3 separate regions of the Mus musculus genome follow, and all the other regions are linked to region 3. A link is a loop called in an ENCODE intact Hi-C map of the cell type or tissue named here. Cell type or tissue: heart. All regions are shown on one strand. Region 1 has its middle 9.5 kb from the start of Gm39781. Region 2 has its middle 15 kb from the start of Gm39781. Region 3 has its middle 23 kb from the start of Gm31585.

What was found. Hi-C counts contacts between places; a loop is a spot of excess contacts. Peaks named below come from ENCODE experiments on the same cell type or tissue, not always from the same donor. Only the 100,000 strongest peaks of a DNase experiment are listed, where the experiment ranks them.
Region 1: it touches region 3 in a loop (1.9-fold over the local background); 2 of 42 quality-filtered maps call a loop at or near these places.
Region 2: it touches region 3 in a loop (1.9-fold over the local background); 3 of 42 quality-filtered maps call a loop at or near these places.

Annotation. Positions count from the first base shown.
Region 1 is chr2:30,506,112-30,508,611 of GRCm38, forward strand. No RefSeq gene overlaps it. Among named protein-coding and RNA genes, the nearest start is that of Gm39781, 9.5 kb to the left of the region's middle. In heart, no CTCF peak of the experiment used is centred here; no DNase peak of the experiment used is centred here.
Region 2 is chr2:30,511,101-30,513,600 of GRCm38, forward strand. No RefSeq gene overlaps it. Among named protein-coding and RNA genes, the nearest start is that of Gm39781, 15 kb to the left of the region's middle. In heart, no CTCF peak of the experiment used is centred here; no DNase peak of the experiment used is centred here; H3K27ac peaks cover 1,266 bases.
Region 3 is chr2:30,566,166-30,568,665 of GRCm38, forward strand. No RefSeq gene overlaps it. Among named protein-coding and RNA genes, the nearest start is that of Gm31585, 23 kb to the left of the region's middle. In heart, no CTCF peak of the experiment used is centred here; no DNase peak of the experiment used is centred here; H3K27ac peaks cover 619 bases; H3K27me3 peaks cover 971 bases.

The DNA.
Region 1 (2,500 bases), 60 kb before region 3:
GGCACGTATGGTGTAGGCAGAGCTGAGAGTTCTACCTCTTCATCTGAAGGCTGCTAGTGGAAGACTGACTTCTAGGCAGCTAGGGTGAGGGTGTTAAGCCCACACCCACAGTGACACACCCACTCCAACAGGGCCACACCTACTTCAACAAGGCCACACCTCCTAATAGTGCCATTCCCTGGGCCAAGCATATACAAACCACCACAGTGCCTAAAGCAGAAAGCATGCAGGCTGGAGACATGGCTCAGTCCATAAGCCTTGCCTCACAAACACGAGGACATGTGATCTACCCTCAGCATCAGGGAAAAGCTGGGCACTGGAGGGCTGGGGAGACACCTCTTGCAGAGGACCCAGGTTCAGTTCTCAGAACTCACATGGGGGCTCACAACTGTCTATCATGCCAGTCCCAGGGCATCAGATTCCCTCTTTTGCTTCTGAGGGCACTGCACACACTAAATGCATGTACTTACATCCACAGTTATACACATAAAACAAAAATAAACATTTTTAAAAACAAATGCTAGGCATGATCCTCTATGCCTGTAATCCCCAACACCTGTGAGGCAGAGACAGGGGCATCCCAGGGGCCCGCTGAACAGTGAGGCTTGCTGAGTTAATGAGCTTCAGACATGCATGTGCCCACACAAGCACACACACATGCATATGCACACATGAGCACAGACATGCATGTGCACACATGGGCACAGACATGCATGTGCACACATAAGCATACACACATGCATGTGCACACATAAGCACACACACATGCATGTGCACACATGAGCACACACACATGCATGTGCACACATGAGCACAGACATACATGTGTACACATGGGCACAGACATGCATGTGCACACATAAGCACACACACATGCATGTGCACACATAAGCACACACACATGCATGTGCACACACAAACACAGACATGCATGGGCACACATGAGCACACGGGCATGTGCACATACAAACACAAACACATACATGTGCACACAGAAGCACACAATGTGCATGCACACACACAAGTACACACATGCTTGTGTATACACACATGAATGTGCATACACAAGCACTGACACCAGTCCATGGGGGTCTTGGGACATTGTCCTCAATGATGTGACTGCTTGCCTAGCTACTGCTGCTGGGCATCTACCGTGTGCTGGTTGCTCCTGGCTGGGACTTTGGCCCCTCAAGGGAACTCACCCATCAGGTCAAAGGTCTCAGACAGTCTTTTCTTTGTTCACGTGACAGACACCTACTGAGCCCCTGTTGTGTACCTGCCCCATCCTGGTTGGTATCAGAGAGATCAGATGAGCAGAATGGCACAGACTTCTCTCTTCCCTCAAGGTCAGGCTTCCTGACTCAGTGGCAGGATTCAGTGCTCAGCACAGTTACGTTTTGACGTTTTGACGTTTTGACGGGAGGAGTGCGCACTGCTCAGTTAAACTCGCATTTCCTGTGAGAGCAGTTCGGGGCAGGACTGGATATAAAGACAGAGCAGACACAATAGGCTTGGCAGGAAGAGCTCTCCTTGGAGGTAGCTTCAAAAGCGAACCCAGCCCTCTCTCTGCCGCCCCTTCTCCTTCCTTAGGTCCTTCATTCTTTCTCTTTCTTTTTTTCTTCTTGGTGTTTGTGTACACACATGCATGTTTGTGTGTGTATGTTCATGTCATGCAGAGGCCAGGGGTTGATGGTAGGTGTCTTCCTCAATCACTCTGAGCCATACTTCTTAGGATAGGGTCTCTCACTAAATCTGAAACTCATTAATTTGGTTAGATTGGCTGACCAGTGGTCCAGTGATCCTCCTGTCTCTGCCACCATGACAGTGGGTTACAAGGGTGTGACACAGCATCAGGTGTTTTGCTAAGTGCTGGGATTTGAACTCAGTTCCCCATGCAGCAGGTGGTTTACTGGCCGAACCATCTCTGCCGTCCCCTTTCCTTTGCTTTTGGAGATAAGCAACTCCATAGGTAGCCCAGGCTTCCCTGAAAACCACAATGCTCCTGTCGCAGCTCACACCCACCAACATTCACTCATCTCTACATTTTTGGTGCACTCATGTGCACCAAACACAGGGAAGCTAAGAGGCCACACAGTACCTCTTTCTGCCTCCCTGCCCTCCCCTCCTCATCACTATTCTGGAAGCTTCTGAATCCTTTCTTGGTGTGGACACACCAATCACAAGTGTTCCATCTATAAGAGGGTGGCACACACCAGGTGCCAACCCGTGCACCGAGGCCTGACAGGGGAGAAGGAGCCACACAAGGCAGTGAGAGTGTGGGTGGTGCCCAGCTCTCAGGATGGGCAGGGCTGAGTGGAAGGACAGGAGAGGTCCAGTGGACTAATGAGATGGGAGTGGACTGCCACAGGCTCTCCTGGGTTGCTGAAGTGGGGCAGGAGCTGGCAGTCGGTGTATCTTGCTTGGAAGATTATCATTAGGTAGTGCCTGGCAGTGCAGGAACCCACAGAAGGTTAAGGAAGGAAGGTCACACAGCACCAGC
Region 2 (2,500 bases), 55 kb before region 3:
AGGGTCGTGTGTGTGCAGGATGTGTGTGCAGGGTGTGCATGCATGGGTGTGTGCAGGGTGTGTGTGTGTGTGCAGGGTGGGCATGCATGTGTGTGTGCATGCTGTGTGTGTGCAGGGTGTGCATGCATGTGTGTGCAGGGTGTGTGTGTGTGCAAGGTGTGCATGCATGTGTGTGTGTGCAGGGTATGCATGCACATGTGTATGTATAGGGTGTGCATACACGTGTGTGTAGTGTGTACATGCTTAAGCACATGTGTGTGGGTAGGGTGTACATGCATATGTGTGTATATATGCTATGCATTCGTATGTATATGTGCTCATAAATGCTTGGGTAGGGTGTGTACACATGTCTCCACTTGCAGAGTGGAGGCCCGAGGAGTCTTTCTAATCATTTCTCCACCTTATTCACTGAGGCAGGGTCTCTCCTATCCACTAAGCAGGTCTGACCCTGGCAAGGTCAGGGTGCTAGGGCTATATACCTGGCAGGGCACCTCAGTCCAACCATGGCTCTCTGGCTAGCCAGCTTGTTCCCAGGAGCAAGGGTGCCTCTGTTCCAGGCTTCTGAAGTTGGAATTGAGGTGGTCTATTATGTCTGCCTGGCATTTACAGGGCTCCTGGGTACCCAAGCTCAGAATTCTGGTCCTCATGTTTGGGTGGCAAGCATTTTAACCACAGAACCACCTCCTCAGCCCCTCTGGGTATTTCTTTACTTTAATTTTTTAGGACTCAGGGTCTCAGTGTGTCACCCTGGCTAGCCTGGAACTTGTTATGTAAACCAAGCTGCTATGTAACTCACAGAGATCTGCCTGCCTCTGCCTCCTAAGTCAGGGATTAAAGGCATGAATTACCGTACCTTGCCGGGTGTGACTTCTTAATATTTGATATTTACAAAAGATCTTATGTGCTTTTTTCCTTCTCCCCTCCCTTCCTCCCTCCCTTCTTTGACACAGGGTCTCCTGTGAACCAGGTTGGCCTCAAACTCCTCATCCTTCAACCTCTGCTTTCTTGGGCAGAGATTACAGGTGTGGACCACTGATAGGAGGAGGGGATGGGGCGGGGGGGGGGGGGGAGGAATCTTATGTAACATCTCCAGAGGACTTCTCATGAGTCAGGGGAGAACATCTGGAGAGTTCCATCCTTCGATGACACCTTCCTTCTCTTCCACATCTGTGGCTTCAGGCTGGGCAGTGTTTGAGGAAAGCTGGGCCCATCCACCCTCTTTATAGTCCTGGACCACTGCAGGAAGTCACAGGCCTCTAGGGTGTTCTGGGAGGAGGGATGTGGTGTGTGTGTGGGGGGGTGGGGGTGGGGGGTGGAGTGGGGTCCATGAAAAAGCCTCGAGGCTTCTGGCTCGGCCAGCCAGTGTGTGTATGCATGTATGTTCACAGGTGTGTATGCTTATGTGTTATGTATGTGTGTATATGTGTGTATGCATGTGTGTTCACAGGTGTGTATGTATGTTTGTGCATGAGTGAGTGTGTGTGAATGAGTGTGTGTGTATGCAGAGCTCTGCTGGGTCTCTCTGGTGAGGAGTTTGTGTGGTAAAGGAGAGATAAAAAGAAAGACTAAAGAGATGGGCATTCTGGCCAAAGGGCTTGCTAACCACCAGCCTCTGGGGTCCTTATGGAAGAACTGTGGAGGTTAGGACCTGATGTCAACAGCTTTTGTGCCCCCAACCCCACACGGTGCCCCCGAAGATCTTACCTGCACATTCCACTCCCATGTCTTTCCTTCTCTCCCCTGGGTTAAGTTCAACATGGACAATAGATCAGGCTCATGATTGCCCCAGGGCCGTTGCATATGCCACTCCTAACCTGGAATAATCTTCCTTGGCTAGCTGCTTGTAGCCATGGGGTCTTAGGTGGGTTGTCATAGTGATATCTATCTGACGGCTAGACCCATCCTGGTGGCAGGGTGGGAGCTGGGGGCGGCTGGCTTGGCCAGGGATGGGATGTCTGCTTTGGACAGGTGGCACTGCAGTATAATAGCTATAGTGGCCACCCCTGGATCCTGCTGAGCAAGTCAGGGGAGGGTCACGTGGCTCCAGCTTTCCAGGCCTTGCTGGTTAGGCTGTGACCAGGCTGACAGCAGCCTCATCTTGACATCATGCTGGCCACTTCTCTTCTGCAGACCTGTTGAAAGCAGACAGAATGTCACTCCCATAGTGTGTGTACTGACAGGAGAGACATTCCAGTGGGAAGTGGGGGGCCAGTATGGATTCAGTGGGGGAGGATGGCCCTGCAGCACAGATGGACTTTGAGAATTCTCTCTCTCTCTCTCTCTCTCTCTCTCTCTCTCTCTCTCTCTCTCTCTCTCTGTGTGTGTGTGTGTGTGTGTGTGTGTGTGTGTAGGGGTGATGTGGAGGCTATCCTGGCTGTGAGCTATGAGGGTCCATGAGGCTGCATTTATCCTTCCCTTAGGACTCTGGGATTTCTTACCATTTACCAGTGCAGCCAGAGGCGCCCCAGGGAGCTGGGAGTGCAGAGGCACACAGAGAGAG
Region 3 (2,500 bases):
GTCTCTAAAGAGGGGTTCTGTGAACTAAGGTATCCCAGTGACCCCAAGAAGTATCAGTTGCTGTAGCTCTGAACCTTCAGGGCTTGTGGCTCCTCCAAAGAAAGAAGAGCGAGCTGCCTCTCAGGCTATGTCCTCTGACCTTTCGCTCCTGTCTTCCAGCTGCTCCTGCTGGTATGTGGGTGTGTATAAGCAGGCATGTATGTTGTTTGTGTGTACACGTGATTTGCATGCATGAATGTGTGGTGTGCATATGTTGGTGCACATGAGTGTCTTGTGTGTGCACCTATGTATGCATGTATATGTTTTACATGAGGGGTATGTGTGTGTGTATGTGTTTATTGTGTATGCTTGTGCATGTGTTATATGTGTTGTGTATGTATGTATGTATGTGTACATGCGCATGTATTGTGTGCATATGTTGGTGTACTTATGTATGCATGTATGTGTCTTACATGAGGAGTATGTATGCATGCATGATTATTGTTGTGTATGCATGTGCATGTTGTATGTGTTGTGTATGTATATATGTGTACGTGTGCATATATTGTATGCATGTGTTGGTATGTTTTGTATGTGTATGGGATGCACATGTACATGCGTGTGTTCTGTGCACAGATTGTGTGTGATAAAGAGGTGAGGCTGTACTCTGACAGTAGAATACTTCAAGGTCATCACCTGCCTGGGGGAGAGGGGCTGTCCTTCTAGAAACCTGGCTGTATAGGCTGACATCCCTTCCCTTCACATGTGCTTGGAATAAAACTTAAAGTCCTCGAGGCTCCAGGGGGGCCAACACTGTCTATTGTCCGTGGCGCTCCCTCAGCCGGGGGGCTTCCCTCCAACAGCTCTGTTCTTCCCAGCCAGTGCTGTGGCCTCTAACTGACCTGTTCCCAACCCCTTGCCCTGGCTCTGTCCCCAGCTTCTGTCCCCAAGCTCCCAGGTCTCCCTGACATTCTTCAAACACTGCTGTCCTCAAGAGCCCCCTTCCCCAAGTCCCTCAGCCCTCAAGGACTGTCCCCAGGCTGAGCCCTTATCTCTCATTGACTGACTCCTGGCATGGAGGCAGCACACACACACACACACACACACACACACACACACACACACACACACACACACAACTTCTTTGAGCTTGGGAAAGCCACGTTTGTGCCTATTAAATCTCACTGCCCTTCTGCCCTTGTAGCATGGAGGCCCTGGGAGGCTCAGGGTATGCCTAGGAGCAGCCCCAAGTCGCAGGTGTGTGGGAGGGGAGATGGGAGCCAAGCCACCTCACCGCCACCTGGCTGCCTCTGGCCTCCTGGATTCCAGACTTTTCCCCCATACTTCTGTGCTTCTGGAAGTTAAGAGATTAATATGCAAACACCCTTTTCCTATGGCAGTGTCAGCCTGAACCCTGTGGATTAACTTGCTCGATTTAAATACGCATTCGTCTCCCCCTCCCAGCATATACACGAATAAATCCTAAATGCTAAATAAAATCCCCTCGCTCCCCATGTGCTGCGCAGCTTCTAATCCCGAGTCCTGCGGGCATCCAACAGTGAAGAGGCTCCCGGGGCTGCGCTGCTTCCTGCGGAATATCAAGTACCCGAGAGCCCAGGCTCCTGTGTGAGGGTTGCTGTGACCAGCTGAAGGGGTCCAGGCCGGGTTGGAGATGCAATGCGAGGGCTCTCAGGAAGGATGGAGACCCACTGGCAAGAGACAAAAGGAGTGTCCATTTGACACAACAAAGTCCTAGTGAGATCGTGGCCCACGGGAAGCCACCAGGGCCATTAGATTGCAGGAGACTAAGACAGCTCTTTCCAAAACCACCAGGACTGTCCAGGTGTGTTCCTGACACTGGGCAGAGCTAAAGGGTCCTGGTTTGGGGCAGGGCCAAAAGCCGTGGGGCCCTCTTTGCCACTGCATTTGTCACACTCTCATCAGCTTCTTCTATCTCCTTGTGCAGAGTGCCCAGTCTCCTGAACATCTGGAGAGTGAAGGATGGCTTACATCTGTCATTCAGGTCCCAGGAACTTTGTACACTGTGGCTTCTCTAGACTGTGCAGCCTGAGAACATGCCCCTCTCATGCTTCTGGAACACTTCTGCCCTCTTCACGCCCTTCTGTAAGCCTTGGTTCAGAGGCACCTTGCTAGCATGTCCCCTTAAGCCACCTGCCAGTCCTGCACCCCACCCCACCCCACCCTCCTCCTCCACCTGCTTTGTTGCAAATGGCAGCTCCCTCCCTGGCACTTTGTAATTTAACTATGGCTTTACTTGGCTTTGTTTTTGTTTTTGTTTTTGTTTTTGTTTTTGTTTTGTTTTGTTTTGTTTTACAGAGCTTTATGTAGCCCAGGCTGCCCTCAAACTCTTGATCCTCCTGCCTCCACCTCCCCCCAAGTGCTAGGGTGACAGGTGTATGCCAGGCTGCTTGGGTGGTCTGTTTGCTGTCTTCCCCTTGCTCTCCCATCTGGATCCTCAGAAGACAAGATGGGATGGGATCCTGGGAAGAGGGATAATTTG